Linked DNA regions of Mus musculus: region 1 is linked to region 2. Evidence: chromatin loops called from intact Hi-C (ENCODE). Cell type or tissue: left cerebral cortex. All regions are shown on one strand. Region 1 overlaps Ell (elongation factor RNA polymerase II). Region 2 holds the start of Rab3a (RAB3A, member RAS oncogene family).

Evidence for each region. Hi-C counts contacts between places; a loop is a spot of excess contacts. Peaks named below come from ENCODE experiments on the same cell type or tissue, not always from the same donor. Only the 100,000 strongest peaks of a DNase experiment are listed, where the experiment ranks them.
Region 1: it touches region 2 in a loop (2.2-fold over the local background); 2 of 42 quality-filtered maps call a loop at or near these places.

The regions. Positions count from the first base shown.
Region 1 is chr8:70,541,006-70,549,005 of GRCm38, forward strand. All of the region lies in intron 1 of Ell (elongation factor RNA polymerase II), which reads left to right. Among named protein-coding and RNA genes, the nearest start is that of Ell, 5.3 kb to the left of the region's middle. In left cerebral cortex, CTCF peaks have their summits at 3,624 (motif pointing left) and 6,610 (motif pointing right); DNase peaks (open chromatin) are centred at 3,650 and 4,387; H3K4me3 peaks cover 391 bases; H3K27ac peaks cover 654 bases.
Region 2 is chr8:70,749,123-70,757,122 of GRCm38, forward strand. It overlaps Pde4c (phosphodiesterase 4C, cAMP specific), which reads left to right. Exons shown (of 17, transcript NM_001310465.1): 16 at 101-283; 17 at 719-2,064. The coding sequence ends at 985. Rab3a (RAB3A, member RAS oncogene family) reads left to right here and starts at 5,581. Exons shown (of 5, transcript NM_009001.7): 1 at 5,581-5,741; 2 at 6,734-6,961; 3 at 7,325-7,443. The coding sequence starts at 6,734. In left cerebral cortex, a CTCF peak has its summit at 3,075 (motif pointing left); DNase peaks (open chromatin) are centred at 1,218, 1,597, 3,048, 3,546 and 4 more places; H3K4me3 peaks cover 2,867 bases; H3K27ac peaks cover 5,068 bases.

The DNA of each region.
Region 1 (8,000 bases), 210 kb before region 2:
GTCACTGCTGTCAGGTGAACTTGGTACCTGGTGGCAGTCGCTGGCCCTTGCTCTGCCACCCCTACAGCCTTCTCCAGCACCGCTGTCATACTGTTATTTTTAATTTTGCTGTGCATTACATCCCCTATCGAAGCCTGGTCTTCCTCTTGTGAGGGCACTTGTGGAATTGCAGGCCACTGTGCTCGGGCCCTGAGGAAGCCAGTTGTGTCTAGCTGTTTGACTACCAACCATAAGGGACTCTGTGTCTTGTGGCTGACAGCATTCAGTTTTGGGACAGTCCAAACCTGTGTTTATCTGGAAAGCTGACAGGGCACTTACTGGCAAGGCGACTTTGGAGTGTAATCTGTGGTCAGCATCAGAGCTTCACTCTATCCTAGGCTGCTGTCAAACCCATGACTCTTGACTCTAGGTGCCAAGGTGGCAGGCAGGAACCACCACCAGCCCAGCTTCAGAGACGCATATAGTTTGTTTCTTGGGGTTGTTTTGTTTTGTTTTGTTTTTGTTTTTTTGAGACAGGGTTTCTCTGTACCACCACGGCCCGGCTCTGTTTCTTGTTTTTTAAGTAATCCTGGTTGTCCTGGATCTTGCCAGGTAGAACATACTGGTCTCTAGCTCTCGGAGATCTACCTGCCACCTTTATTAGGTTAAAGGTGTGTGCCACAGCACCTAACTTGGATTTACTCTTACTCTCTGAGTGTGGAGGGGTCTGAGCTGAGACAGTGTTAGCTCTGGTGGCAGGAGAGGACAGGTTTGGAATGGTGAACCAGGGGAAGGGACTTGGAGAAACTTGAGTAACTAGAAAGGCACTGGATATCAGCTGATGCTCACAGGGCCAGCACTACCTCTTGTCCCTGCTTTGAGTTGGTGCCACATTAAAAAGCAACCTGTCCAAGTTAGTCTCTTTTGCTTCTCCAGCAGTTAGGTCTTGAGTCTGCCCGGCACTTGCTTACCACTGAGCAGTGCCACCAGCTCTTTTATGTTTCGTATTTCTAGATGGGGTCTCTCTGTGTAGCCCTGGCTGTCTTGGAACTCGCTCTGTAGACAAGGCTGGTCTGGAACTCAGAGATCTCCCTGCCTCTACCTCTGAATGCTGGGATTAAAGTTGTATGTCACTACTTCCCAGCTACTTGCTTTCATTTATTTATTTTTTGGTTTTGTTTTTTTCGAGACAGAGTTTCTCTGTTGTTGTTGGGGTTTTGTTGTTGTTGTTGTTGTTGTTGTTGTTTTTAGATTGCTTTACCTCTTCTGTATCCCAGGCTGGTCTTGAACTCAGGACCTTCTAACCTTAACTTCCCTGTTGACTGTCAAGCCCCAGCATCATCCTATATTTTAGTTTGAATTGCCAGGAGCTTTTTCTTAGCTTCAGGTGTAGCCAGAGCAGGGCCTGGAAGGGAACGGGCTGTGGAAAGGGTCTGTGTAACCTGGTGAAGAGCTACACATGTTGAGGGGAGGGAAGTGTGCGCTTGCCTGTACTGGCACAGAATGCCATGTCAGTTCAAGGTACAGCCATAGGCATGGCTGGAGCCCATCCCACCTGGACCTCTAACATAAAAATAATACTGATAAATACAATGCAGGAGAACTGCCTGTGGGTCCAGGGCTGGGGAGGATGAGGCAGAAGGGTTTGGAATTCAAGGCCAGTCTGGCCTATATGAGACCTTTTCTCAAAGAAACAACCTAAAAGAGTTCTCAAACCAAACTGGTGCTGATGTGACACTTCATCTGTGTGTTTTGGGACTCTGTGGGTGTGACTTCTAGGACACATGAAGAAATATGGTCCCCTCTACCTTCCAGGACAGCCAGTTGCTATTGAGAGGCATGTTCCCAGCCAGGTGTGATGGCGCACGCCTTTAATCCCAGCACTCGGGAGGCAGAGGCAGAGGCAGGTGGATTTCTGAGTTCGAGGCCAGCCTGGTCTACAAAGTGAGTTCCAGGACAGCCAGGGCTATACAGAGAAACCCTGTCTCGAAAAAACAAAAACAAAAAACAAAAAAAAAAGAGAGAGAGAGAGAGAGAGAGGGGCATGTTCCCTGAGAGCCATGAGGTGGGAACCCTGCCTCCACCTACCCCATTGTAGTTCATTGCTAGGTAGGTGGCTCTGTGGCCCCATGCCCTCACCTTGCCCTTGGTGGAGAGGCATGGAGAGGTCAGGGAAAATTGAAGGTTCTAGCAGGGTTAAGAACCTTGAGCATCTGTGGGCCAGCAAGGGTCAACCTCCCCCTTCTTCAGTTTCAGAGTCTCTACCAAGAGTGACTTGTCTGGATTCTGCTGTGGCCTCATATCCCTGGACACTTGTCACTTGCCAGTAGGAAGCTGCCTTCTGGGCCTGTCCTTAACCACTGCCCCCCCCCTGGAAAGAAAAAAAAACAAAACAAAAAACCACCCCTTCCCTGCCTGCATAGTGCTGGCCTTTGGGCTCACAGGCACCGAGATACACCTCATGTTACACCTGATGTTTTAGAATCCTTGAGAGCAGAGATGGACGTGGGAGATCCAGCAGGGTGGGTGTCAGTAGGGAGCAAAGTGCGTGCTACTATGGCCAGAGGGTGCCGGGAGGAGAGCAGGATGCCCTGGCTCTCTGTCCTACACCACAGGGGACATCTGGGAGTTGGGCAGGAGGCCTTAGTTAAGCCTGCACCTTTCTGGTGTGGCTGCTATACCACTGGGGATCCCAGCCTTTCGGAATTACCAGGACCCTGCCCTGGTCAGAATGGACTAGTGGCTCCCACTTTGTTCTGAGGCAGATGAACCTTGAAGCAGCATATCATCCCCTTCCTCCCCAGCTTCCTCAGTGCACAGAGGACTCAGACCAGTCTGCTAGTACCCTTAGAGCACACTCAGTGACTGAGGGGCTAGTCTCAGTGTCTGCTGTGCCCTGCTTGTTCCTGCCATCCATCCCAGTCAGCCCCATAGGGGAGCAGTGTCCAGTCTTCAGGTGAAGTCATGGGTGGTGGTTTTAGAGGCCAAGTTACTTCTCAGGACCTCCAAGCAGGGAGGTGGCTCAGGAGCCAGGCATCACGGCCTCAGAAGGACTGTGGCTCTACCAGGCAGAGTAGAGCATGCTAGTATGGGCATCAGGAATGTGGCAGCCTTTTGCCTTGGGCCTGCTGGAGAATGGGTTTCCTGCGTGTGTTGCAAGGATAGTTCTGAGGCTAAGCCTCTCCAAGGCCTTGAACAAGAAGCTGGAGTCTTGGGGGGGTGACGGGTATGTGTACTGGGGACCAAGCTTCTCCCTAGCTACTGTGACCCTTGACTGTGCTTCCGGCCTCCTTGCTGTGGCCACGGTGACTGTGTGTAAACAGCAGGCACTCAGAACCCACCCCTCTGTTGACTCATCTGCAGGCCAGAGTTCATCACCCTGCAAGCAGTTTTGACAGCACACGGAGATTGTGACATCCTGGCGTCCTTGAGGGAGGAACTACCCAGCACGGAAAACATGGCTACTTTTCCCTGCATACTTTGCTAGTCCTTAGGCCCAAGCCAAACTCACAGGAGACCCAGGGATGGGGCTAGCAGGGCACACACAGGAGTCCTGCTACTGGTTGACCTGGGTGCTCTGAGCCACACAAGTTGGTTTTTTGTCAGCTCTGCAGTCCCATGGGTCACTCAAGAGTGCCCCCAAGTGACTTCCTACCAGAAGGCAGCTATGGCAGATGAATATTTTTTTTCTGTTTTTATTCTTTTTCCTCCTCTTAGATAGGTGTTATGTAGCACATGTAGCACAGGCTGGCCCTTTCCTCTGCTTCACAAGTATTTGGGTGACAGGTGTTTGTCACCACACCCAGTTGTTGTGTCACCTTTCAATAAAAAGAAAAGCTGGTGTCCAAATAGGCCATCCTGAGGAGACTGTCTCACACTCAGTGTCACAGCCTTGTGCTCTTATGATGTCCTGCAGACAGGAGCCTCTCTGGCCAAAGGGGAGATGTAGCTCCTCACTGAGTCACTAGGCCGAAAGGTTCAGGGTAGGGGCTGGCATTATAGTGATCGGGAGTCTCTGGGTGTCTATTTGAAGAATGTGGGAAACCTTGTCTCCTTTTAACTATGTGCACAGCCAGCATGGAGGGAAGGCTCACAGAAGACAGTCGTGACTGTCTTTGTAGTACAAGGGGCATCCTTAACCACTCTACACTCCAGACACACATGCAGTATTGTCTCTCTGTCTTCCCTAGTACTAAGTAAACAGGTTATCATCCCTTAAGCCTCAGAGTCTGTGTGCTTGGCCTCCACTGAACTGCAGCCCAGCCCAATCCTGGTTGCTCCATTTTGCTTTTTAATTTTTATTTTGTATGAATGGATATTTCTTTGTACATTCCACCTGCATTCTTGATTGTGAGCCACCATGTGGGTGTTGGGAACTGAGTCTTCTGCAAGAGCTGACAGTGCTCTGCAGCTGCTGAGAGCCATCCCAACCCCTCAGGTTTTTCTTTGCAGTTCTAGGGATGGAACCGGTGCACTAGAGCATGCCAGGCAGGCAGTGACCACTGAATACCCCAGGATGGGAAGCTTTTCATTTTGATTGCTGCACCTCCCACACTATACCCCTCAGGTCTCCCTGCTCATTGATCAGACATGTATTCTAGGTGTGGTACATGACCCTAGGGATGGCTGCTGTGGACCTTGAGTAGAGGCAGGCTGGTATGTGCTCTGGGTGAAGGTGTCCTAGGGAAGGAAGCCTCATGAAGGCAGAGGCCTGTGGCCTCTTTTTTTTTTTTTTTTTTTCGAGACAGTGTTTCTCTGTATAGCTCTGGCTGTCCTGGAACTCACTTTGTAGACCAGGCTGTCCTCGAACTCAGAAATCCGCCTGCCTCTGCCTCCTGAGTGCTGTGATTAAAGGTGTGTGCCACCACACCCGGCGGCCTGTGGCCTCTTGAAGATGAAGCTTTCTCAGTGCTAAGAGTCATTGGTATGGCCCATGGAAGAGATACATTGAACAGGGAAAGCCAAGCTGGAGGAGTGGGGCCCAGAGGAGGCCATAGCAGAAACTCCAGGCAGCTCTGAGGCCTGATCTGTGAGAGTACCCTGGGGGACCAGTGTGTGGGGCATATGTGAAGACCTGGTATCAGGTCCCAGAAGGTAGGTGGAGCCAGGTGGCTCAGAACTCTCCCTCCTCCTGGCTCTGTCTCCTCAGTGCTGGAATGAAAGTATGTGCCATGATAGCCTGTCCTTTCTTTTTTTCCTCTCCTCGTTCCCACCCTTCTTTCCCTGCCTCCTTTTTCTTTTCCCCCTCTTTATGCCTGTGTCTCTCATCTCCACTTTTATTCTTTCTCTTTTTATGGAGATGGAACCACAGGGCTTGGACTATGCTAGGCAGCTGCTTATCGTGAAGTAGGCCAACATGTGTGCAATTAGAATTTTTATTTATCAATGTGTGTGTGTACGCGCATGTACACGCACACATATGTGCAGGTCAGAGGACAATTTGCAGGAGTTGGTTTTCTCTTTCTAGGGTCCTGGGAATTGTACTCAGGGTGGCCATTCCCCACAGAGTCATCTGGTGAGCACCCTATGTGCAGTTTGAAGGTAGTTTCAATGAGTGTAGTATCCAGTTCCTCCTGGCTCTCAAGTGACTCAGCATCAGATGTCAGGGTCACCACATTATATTGGTGTTGAAGCCCAGGCTCGTGGTGAGGACTCCCTCACCTAGGCTGATGGAAGTGCAGAGGTGGCTGGAAGGCCTCAGTCCCACTAGGATCGAAGCAACCCACCAAGGACTCTGAGAGATGTAGATGCAGGTCCTTGGAAGCCTGGTGGCCCTGCTAGCCATCTTTTACACACGTGAGACCACGCCCACTGTGGGGACCATGCCACTCCTGACATGTTCTTCCTCATTCTTCCCCAGTGACTATTGTACATGCTTGACAGAGCCATGTATATCCCCTCAAAAGCCCAAAAGACTTCACTGATTCTGGCTTCTCAAAGTCACTTTGCCACCCTGGAACCTTGGTGTCTCTGGGGGCTGTGGAGTCTTGCCTTGGATGCCTCTATCTTATCTTATTTTAGTAAGGACATGGCCCCTGTTCTTATTAGCACCTTGCCCTCTGGAGGCAGAGTAGTCAATTCTGAGCCTCCTGTGGCCCTGCTGTGGATTGCTCAGGCAGCAGGATAGTGGACCTCTTTGGGAGCCTGTGTGGCTCCCTCCTGGCAGGCTGCAAGTCATAGGAAAGAAGCCCTATGTTGTTTCCATAAGGTTCACTGTCGCCTTCCCCTGGGCATGTGAGATGCTTTAGTCTCTCTACTTCCTGATCATCTTAATGTTTTTTGTTTGTGTGTTTTGAGACAGGGTCCACATAGCCCTAGAATTAATTATGTAGACAAGGCTGGCCTTGAACCCATAGAGAATCCCCTGCTTTTGCCTCTTTAGTGCACATCTTAGGCTAGCTGCAAAAGTGTGTGTGTTCCTCTCACCCCAGTGCTGAATGACAGATGTGCCCACTGTGATAATTGTCCATGCAATTTTTCCATTAGCTTTATCTTTATTACATTTTGGGTTTTTTTTTGTTTTGCTTTTGGTTTTTTTTTTTATTTTTATTTTTTGTTTTTTTTTTTTGTTTTTTAAGATTTATTTATTTATTATATGTAAGTACACTGTAGCTATCTTCTGACACACCAGAAGAGGGAGTCAGATCCCATTACAGATGGTTGTGAACCACCATGTGGTTGCTGAGATTTGAACTCAGGACCTTCGGAAGAGTAGTCAGTGCTCTTACCCCCTGAACCATCTCTCCAGCCCCCCGTTTTTTGTTTTTCTAAGACGGTTTCTCTGTGTAGCTGTCCTGAAACTCGATTTGTAGACCAGGCTGACCTTGAACTCAGATCCTCCTGCTCTGCCTCCTGAGTGCTGGGATTAAAGGCATGCGCCACCTTGCCCAGCTACATTTATCTTTATTTGTGTGTGTGTGCTCGAGTGTGTGCGCACTCGCTCTCTTGGGCCTTCATGTGCAAGCCTCAGCAAGAGTCCTCAGCAAGTCCTCAGCCAGAGGAGAGCACTGTGGAGCCCCTCCTCCCATGTTCATGAGGATGGCAGGAGCAAACTCAGGTTGTAAGGCTTGGAGACAAGCACCTTTACCACTTGATGTTGTCTTGGGCTATTGGTTCATGCCTGATAGAATATCTTCAGGAGGCCAGATGAGAGGAAGGTCTATGCGGCCACACTAGCTGAGTGAGGTGGTGTGACCGTTGTCCATTGCTGGAAAGGCTTGCAAGCCTTTATGTACCTTCAGGATACAAGTTGAGGAGGCCTGGGGAGAGTCTTAGTGGCTGTTAACCATGCAGAGGGGAGAGAAGGTCGTCACGGCTCTCCAGCCTTACAGTTGTCACAGGGTCCTGTCTTCTCATTGGCCACAGACTTTGGCAGTGTTGGTCAGGCTCACTCCATGTCCTGCTTGAATGCAGACTCACCTCTGCTGGCCCCCTTAACTAGAGATTGGCAGTGGTCTCTGTCAGAGCACTGGCCTTTTCCGGCACTGTGAAAGAGAAAAGTGGCCTATGGGAAACTGAGATTTCTTCCTGACTATAACAACCCCAAGGCCAGGAAGCCAGGAGCTGCCCTCTGTGGGTGTGAAACAGTCGGGACAGCCTCCGCTCCCAGGCCTTCTTGTCTTCTTTGTGTCTAATGTCTTGTTCCTTCTCTGTACCTCTGTGCCTAGGCTGATCATGTGTTGTGGGTAGTAAGGGGGAGGGAAAGGAGGATTTCTGAGATCCCATTTGTGGGCTGTTGGCAGAAGCTCCAGCTTCTAACAGGGGTGTGTGTGCACACATGTGCACATGTGTGTCATGACAGCCCTACCCTACAAACACCAGATCAGGCCCTCAGTGCAGAGGACGCTAATTTGTTGGCTGAGGGAGTCCTTCCTGCCCTTCCAAGTGTAGTGCCAACCTTCAAGCCCAGGAAGCTGAGAGTCCCTGTCCCCCAGCTGGTTGAACTGGTTTCATCCTCCCAACACATACACACTTTCACAAGTTTGTGTATTTGTTTTTTATGGGTTTGCTTTCTCCACGTT
Region 2 (8,000 bases):
AGTCTCCTGCCTTGGGCGCGCACCACCACACTACACTCAGCTTTGGGATGTGGTGAGGTGGGGCGTGGCTGGGCCTTGTGAGTCCCCCCATACCCAACAGGTTCTCCAGAGCCTGGTGCACTGCGCTGACCTCAGCAACCCCGCCAAGCCGCTACCCCTCTACCGCCAGTGGACGGAGCGCATCATGGCCGAGTTCTTCCAGCAGGGTGACCGGGAGCGAGAGTCGGGTCTGGACATCAGCCCCATGTGCGACAAACACACAGCCTCGATGGAGAAATCCCAGGTGCGGGAAGGGAGCTGTGCCCACTACAGGGCGGAGTCTTTCTTGAGACAGGGTTTTCTGTGCAGCCCTGGCTGTCCTGGGACCTCCTCTGTAGACCAGGCTGGTCTCTGTCTCAGAGATCCGCCTGCCTATGCTTCCCAAGTGCAGGGATCAAAGGTGTGCGCCACCAGCCAGCTAGGGCAGATGTTTTGATTTGTTGTTTTGAAGACATCTCATTTTGTCACCCTGGCTGGCCTAGAACTCACTGGCTTGAGATCACCCTGCCTCAGTCTCCTCCTGTTGTGCCAGGATGGCTTTTTTCAAGAGGATTTTGAAGGATGAATAGGAGTTGGCAAATGAGAATTCCAGGCTGAGAACACCAGGTGGCCAACTGTGAGATGGGACTAATTCTAGGTTTCACTGGGTCTCACTTGCCCCTTCTGTGATCACCCTAAGGTGGGATTCATTGACTACATCGCTCAGCCATTGTGGGAGACATGGGCTGACCTAGTGCACCCCGATGCTCAGGAGCTTCTGGACACCTTGGAAGACAACAGAGAGTGGTATCAGAGTAGGATTCCCTGCAGCCCTCCACACACCATGGGCTCGGACAGGTTCAAGTTTGAGCTGACCCTGGAGGAAGCAGAGGAAGAGGAGGAAGAGGAGGATGAAGGGCAGTGCACAGCACTGAACAGGGAGTCCTCAGAGTTACCCAGCACTTAACTCCTGTCCTCTAAGGCCAGCCCAGAGCCCAGGGTCTGCTTTGTCCAACAAGAGTTGGGCTAGCTTAGTGTGGACCGTGGAGTCCTGGTCAGGCCATGGGCACCTATGGGCACTGATGACGTTCCACCACTCAAAGAGGACAGCCAAGGTTTACACAGAGCCAAGCCTGAGGGAGGCTGGGACCAGCTCTGCCCACAGACTGGAATGGCACCAGCCCTGGGAAGCGCCGACTCCTGCATCTCAGAAGACAGACTTAGACTCAGCTGCAGTCTGCACGTCAGCTTCAGCACATGCAGTCGGACTCTGTGTTATGGTTTAGTTGGTTTCTTTTTTGGCACTAAAGATGGAACCAATGTTGCCTTCACCAGTCCAGCTGCAAGCCTTTACTGAGTCCCTCGGGGGAATCCCTTTCGTAAAATGCGGGCGGGGAACACTTCCCACTGAGGTCTGGTGTCTCCTGACACCATTGGCTGCACAAGACTCTTCTTAGATATCAGGAGGCCGGTGACCCTCCTAGAAGACCACTGCAGGCCTCAGTCCTCCCATCAATGAGGATCCCCGTCTCCGACAAGATTGGGCTTCTCAAACCAGTGTGCTGGTGCACCTCTCTTCACCATAGGCATCCCCCAGACTTGGCTGTGTGTGTGTGGAGACAGCTGGTCCAGGCTGGGCAGCCTGACTAGAAATAAAAAGAGCTGGAAGTGGGCTGGAAAGATGGCTCAGTGGTTAGGAGCACTGACTGTTCTTCCAGAGGTCCTGAGTTCAAATCCCAGCAACCACGTGGTGGCTCACAATCATCTGTAATGGGATCTGTTTTTTGTTTTGTTTTGTTTTGTTTGTTTGTTTTCGATACAGGGTTTCTCTGTGTAGCCCTGGCTGTCCTGGAACTCACTCTGCAGACCAGGCTGGCCTCGAACTCAGAAATCCACCTGCCTCTGCCTCCCAAGTGCTGGGATTAAAGACATGTGCCACCACCACTGTGTGGCCTGAAATGGGATCTGATGCCCTCTTCTTTTGTGTCTGAAGAAAGCAATGGTTACTCACATATAATAAATAAATAAATCTTTAAAAAAAAAAAAGTAGCTGGAGTGTGGCTAAGGGGTGGAGCTTCTGCCTAGAATTGCCCAATGAGGGGCTTGGGGTGTGGCTCTGGTAACAGAGCTTTAGCTTTTGGGAAGTCCTGAGTTCCATTTCTATCACTGCAAAAATAGAATAAATAGAAGAGCACTGCAGGCCTCAGTCTTCCCGTCAATGAGGATCCCTGTCTCTGACAAGATTGGGCTTCTCAAACCAGAGTGCCGGCACACCTCTCTTCACCATAGGCGTTCCCTAGTCAGGGTTCTCTAGAGTCACAGAATTTATGGGTATTCTCTATATAGTAAAGGAATTTATTGATGACTTAGAGTCTGCAGTTCAACTCCCAACAGTGGTCAGCAGCAGCTGTGAATGGAAGTCCAAGGATCTAGCAGTTGCTCAGTCCTACACGGCAAGCAGGTGAAGGAGAGAAAGCCTTCCTTCTTCCAATGTCCTTATGTAGGTCTCCAGCAGAAGGTGTAGCCCAGATTAAAGGTGTGTGCCACCACACCTTTAATCACAGATGACCTTGAACTCAGAGATTTCCCTGTTTTTGTTTTTTTTTTAAAGATTTATTTATTTATTATATGTAAGTACACTGCAGCTGTCTTCAGATGCACCAGAAGAGGGTGTCAGATCTCATTACGGATGGTTGTGAGCCACCATGTGGTTGTTGGGATTTGAACTCAGGACCTTCGGAAGAGCAGCGGTACTCTTAACCACTGAGCCATCTCTCCAGCCCATGAGATCTCCCTGTCTTAATCTTCTGGAAGCCATAGCCACTATGTCTTAAGATCTCCATACCAAGATCCAGATCAGAAACTTCTATCTCCAAGCCTCCAGATTAGGGTCACTGGTGAGCCTTCCAATTCTGGATTGTAGTTCATTCCAGATATAGTCAAGTTGACAACCAGGAATAGCCGCGACACCTACTCATTCTCTTGTGTGGAAACTGAGTCATAACTAGTCCCTCAGAGCTTATATACTAAGAGTGGGCACTGGTGCCCCCTGGCGGTATGACTGATTCCCTGTTTGTTTTCCAAACAGTTCTTTGGCCGTTTTGAGACAAGGTCTCATGGTCTCAAGTTCTAATGTCAGACTTGTTTGCCGCAGAGGATGACACTAACGTTATTTTCTTGCCTCCACCATTCGAGTGCTTGGCTGGGGTAACAGGCATGTGCCATGGGGGGGGGGGGGTCCCTCTCTTTCCCTTTTCCTTTTTCCCTCTGAGCCTGTAACTCTGCACCTGACCAAGGCCTCCAAGGAGCCAGAGTGGCAGGCGACTTCCTCTGTAAATATTATGACTCGGGCTATTCATCCCCAGGAGGCACAAAAGGCCATCTGGGGTCACACACTGGAACATTTCCTTCTTCCTTCCAGATGTCTTAAGAGGCGACCCTTAGAGATTTCTTGTTAAACAAAGTCATGTGTGTTCACTGTGGGAGAATTTGGAAGTCACACAAACCTGATGACGTGAGTTCCATTCCTAGGACTTGTGCTGGAAGGAAAGAACTGACTTCCTAGGTTGTCCTGTGACACTCCCCTCTTTCCAACACAAATAAATGAATATAACTTAGAAAGATTTGAGGAACAGCTTCCCTCTGTCCCTTCTTCTGCCTGTGCTCTTGTTTGCCCAGGCCTTTAACACACTTGCTTCATTCTTCCAGACAGCTGTGCTGTCCTCTCTGGGGAGCCTCAAACTCAGAAATTCCCAAGTGCTGTGTAATTAAAGGTTTCTGTTACCATGCCAGCAGTTTCCCCGCACACGTTTATAGTATGAAACAGGGTCTCACTTTGTGATCCAGGATGATAAAGAACTCAACAACCCTCCTGCCTCAGCTTTCCAAGTGTTCCGATGAAGCCTTGCCACCTACTGAGCTACCAGCACAGTTCTCCTGGAGCCCTTGCTTGGTGGTGGAAGCAAATGGGTTCCTCCCCTAACCTTATCCCTTCGGAATAAATCCAAATCAGGCTCCAGTGTCCCAGGCTCCTCCTGCACCCTTTCTGTCCTCAAACCCGGTCCCGGTCCCCACAGTAGCCTCCGCGTGGGCCCGGAGCTCGCTAAGTAACAAACTGATGGTCACTTTGTGTCTCTGCATGAAGTGCAGGGGAAGCAGGAAATAAGCTTCCTCCAGCGGCCCCGGATTGGGCGGGGCTCCAGGCTCCTCGCGGGGGTGGACGAGCATCCAGGCGACAAGTTATTCTGGTCCATTGGCGCCTCCGCAGCTGGCGGGGAGGTCTATAAACAGGGCCAGGACACGTTCCCAGTTCTGCTTCCTGTGGGAATGGAAGCGATGGGGACCCTGCCCGGCCGCACGGAGAGGAAGAATAGGATAGACCCCAGATTCCCACCTTGACAGGCAGATTTGCAGGAATGAGTCGTGTGTATCATAGCGGCTTGGAAGTCTGCATTTCTGCGCCCACCTTCCTGAGACACAGGGTTACCCGGGTCCCAGTGTCCATATCGTAAAGGGCGTTGGGCAGCTACTCTTGAATCTTCTCTGCTTCCTTGGTCTTTCATTACAATTTTGGAAGACTTATGGGTCAGGATACTTCTGAGCCCTAAGTGCGCAAGGAAGCAAGGGGTTCTCTGGGGACTCATCAGACCCTTTTCTCTTTGCACAGACCGGATTTTCTCCTTTATTTCTTTGAGGCAGGGTTTTATGTGGATCAAGCTGACTTTAAGACACTATGTAACTGAGGATCACCTTGGACTTCTGCTTCTCCCCTCCTTCCCTTCTCCTCCCAGTGCAGAGAACAGGAGCCTGGATCAACCCAGGTCTTTGTGATGCAGGTTCCCCACCAAACTGAGAATTATCCTCAGCCCATCAAAAAACAGTTCTTTCTTTCTTTCTTTTTTTAAAAATTATTTATTTATTTGCTTGTTTATTTTGTTTTTTGAGACAAAGTTTCTCTTCATAGTCCTGCTGTCCTGGAACTCACGTTGTAGACCAGGCTGGCCTCGAACTCACAGAGATCTGCCTCCATCTCCCTTCTGAGTGCTGGGACTAAAAATTCTGTGTGGTCTTTAATGAGTTTTTTGAGCCCTAAAATGTAATCAAGATGTATGCCTGCCAATCCAACACTTGTGAGGTGCAGGCGGGAGGATCAAGAGTTCAAGATCAGCCTCTGCTACTTGGCAAGTTCGAGACCAGCTTGTTACTTGAGACCATTTCTCAAAACAAAACCTAAACTCCTGAGTGCTTCACGTCTCAAAAGCAAGGACTTCTAACCACAAGTTTCCAACCAGAGCTAGGTCCTGGCCTCAGCCTCTCCGCCCTTCAAACACCTAGCAGTCACCATTGGGCCTCTAAAGACGTAGGAATCGCTGATTTGATATTCGGTCCGTCGCTCGAGAGCATCAGCCAATGGAAACTTCATGCCTCCCTAGAGCCCCGTCTTCCAGTGGCTTACCAGGCCCTGCCCCTCTTCTGCCGGCGCAGGCCAGTGTGGTCCCGCGGCTGTCGATGCAGTCCCTCCCCTAACGTCACAGCTTCGTTTGCATAGAAAGCCCCGCCCCTGGCTTTGCAGGACGTCAGCTAGGACTGCAGGGGCCTGAGCCTCCTCCGCTGCCGCCTGCAGCCCCCGCCGCCGCCTGCATCCCCCGCATCCTCTTCTGGGGCCCGGTCGCCAGCGCAGTCGCCACGGTCGCCGTCGCCAGCGTTGTCTCAGCTTAGAGAGGGTAAGGGTGAGCGCAACCCAGGTCCACACACTGAGGAGCCCGCGTTTCACTGACAGCTGGGGGATCAAGGGGAGCGCAACTCGGGTGTAGTGGCTATGGGTCTCGCATTTGGCATTCTTGGTCCCGCATCCCGCACCCCTCGCCCTTAACCTGGCACCTGGGGCCCGGGCTCTGCGACAGAGGGGGAGGGGAAAGCCAGGCCTTGCGGGAGGCTTGTGCGTGCTCGTGCTCGTGGGGTGAACACGCGTGTGCGCGCCCGCTGGGCATGGAGAGGCTCGAGTGACCGCAGGACGCGCAGCGTGCACACTTGTGATACGTTGTGCGTGCATGGTCCGCGTGCGCGGTGCGCGTGGATCTTAGTTCAAGTATGTGCTCACACGCGTGTGGAGCCATGCGCGTGTGTGGTGTGTCCTCCCGGATGGCCAGGTACAGTCGTGCATTGGTGCAGGGAGCTGTGCTCACACATGGGCTTGCACACACCATACATGTCTGCTTGTTTCGCCTGTTAGCACCACTCTTGCATGCAGGGCAGGTGTTTGGGTCTGCCTGCCCTAGATGCTTCATTGTGCTTGTGTGTGTGTGTGTGTGTGTATGCGTGCGCGCTCTTGTGCTCGCGATTTTGTGTGTGTGAGCCTACGTTCATCCTGTCTTCGTCACGTGATGTGGCTATCTCAGGGCCCCAGTTCTTGCAGGAGAAAAATAAGGATGAGCGAGAACTGGGGATCCTCCTGTATTCATGTTCCGGTGTGGGTCTCTGTGAGAGACTGATGGGAAGGCAGAGGAGGCTCAGTCTTCCCTCAGGGTACAGGGGAATCTGAGGTTCACAGCCTGCTTAAAACCTTGGTGCTGTCAAGGTCACAGCTCTGCCTTATGTTGGTTGGGGGGGTTGAGCATGTGACATTGGGGGGTATCCTCACCTACCCCTGTGCCGTGCCCACCCTGTGCGTGGTCCTGATGCTCCCCTCAGGCCCTCTGTGCCACGCCTCCCGCAGATGGCTTCCGCCACAGACTCTCGCTATGGGCAGAAGGAGTCCTCAGACCAGAACTTCGACTATATGTTCAAGATCCTGATCATTGGGAACAGCAGCGTGGGCAAAACCTCGTTCCTCTTCCGCTACGCAGATGACTCCTTCACTCCAGCCTTTGTCAGCACCGTTGGCATAGACTTCAAGGTCAAAACCATCTACCGCAACGACAAGAGGATCAAGCTGCAGATCTGGGTGTGTAGGGCTGGAGGGGAGATGTCTTCCTGCCAACCCCCACAAAAGGAAGCTGAGGCTAGCCATCGGCTGGCGCTGGGATTTAAGGCCTGCATCTCCATCCCAGTATGAGCTTCCCGTTTTCCTAAGTCCCGAGCATCCCCACTCATCTTCTAGCATAGTGTGGCACAGGGCATTCAGGCAGCACCCAGTACATGTTTGTTGAGTGACTAAGTGGCCTTGCAGTGACCCATTTGGGTCACTGTCTGCTTTTCCTGACCCACTGTCCCCGGGCCTCAAAGTGGTTGCTGGACAACCTTGGAGCACGTTTTTCTCTCGGGGGCTGCTGCGAGGTCCCTTCTGACCTATCCCTCTTTTCCCCAGGACACAGCAGGGCAAGAGCGGTACCGCACCATCACCACAGCCTATTACCGAGGCGCCATGGGCTTCATCCTAATGTATGACATCACCAATGAGGAGTCATTTAATGCAGTGCAGGACTGGTGAGCAGCCCACCTACTCAGAAAACACAAGGCTGGGATTGGAGGTGACTTAGCTAAGCTTAGCTAAGCTTAGTTGGTAGGGTGCCTGCTTGGCCAGGACAAAGCCTTGGGTTCGTCCCCAGCATGGCCAAAAGACAACCAAGAGTAGGCCTCTGGTGGGACAAGCCATGTGGCTGTTCCCAAGGCTTGAGGTTGTGGAAGCACACAAGGTAACCAGTGAGTAGACAAGGAACCTCCCACTGATCTCTACCCAGGTAGCCCAGGCAGGAGAACCACGTTAGCTCACTTGTCTGAGGTCAAGTGATTCTCTGGCCAAGCGCTTACCTCAAATGTATGAGAACCTGGATTCCAGCCACAGCACCAAAAATTAACTCCCCCAGGTCTTGACATTTGGTGTAGTGGACACCGGCCCATCTTCCCAGCTTTGGGAAGATGGAGAGGTCTGAGTGAGATAGGCTGGACTCAGTTACCAAGGGGCAGTGGTCTCTCCTGCAAGGGCTAGACACAGGCAGAGACTCGGGGATGGGGCCAGGTCCTCCGGCTTCCTCTTCAGCCTC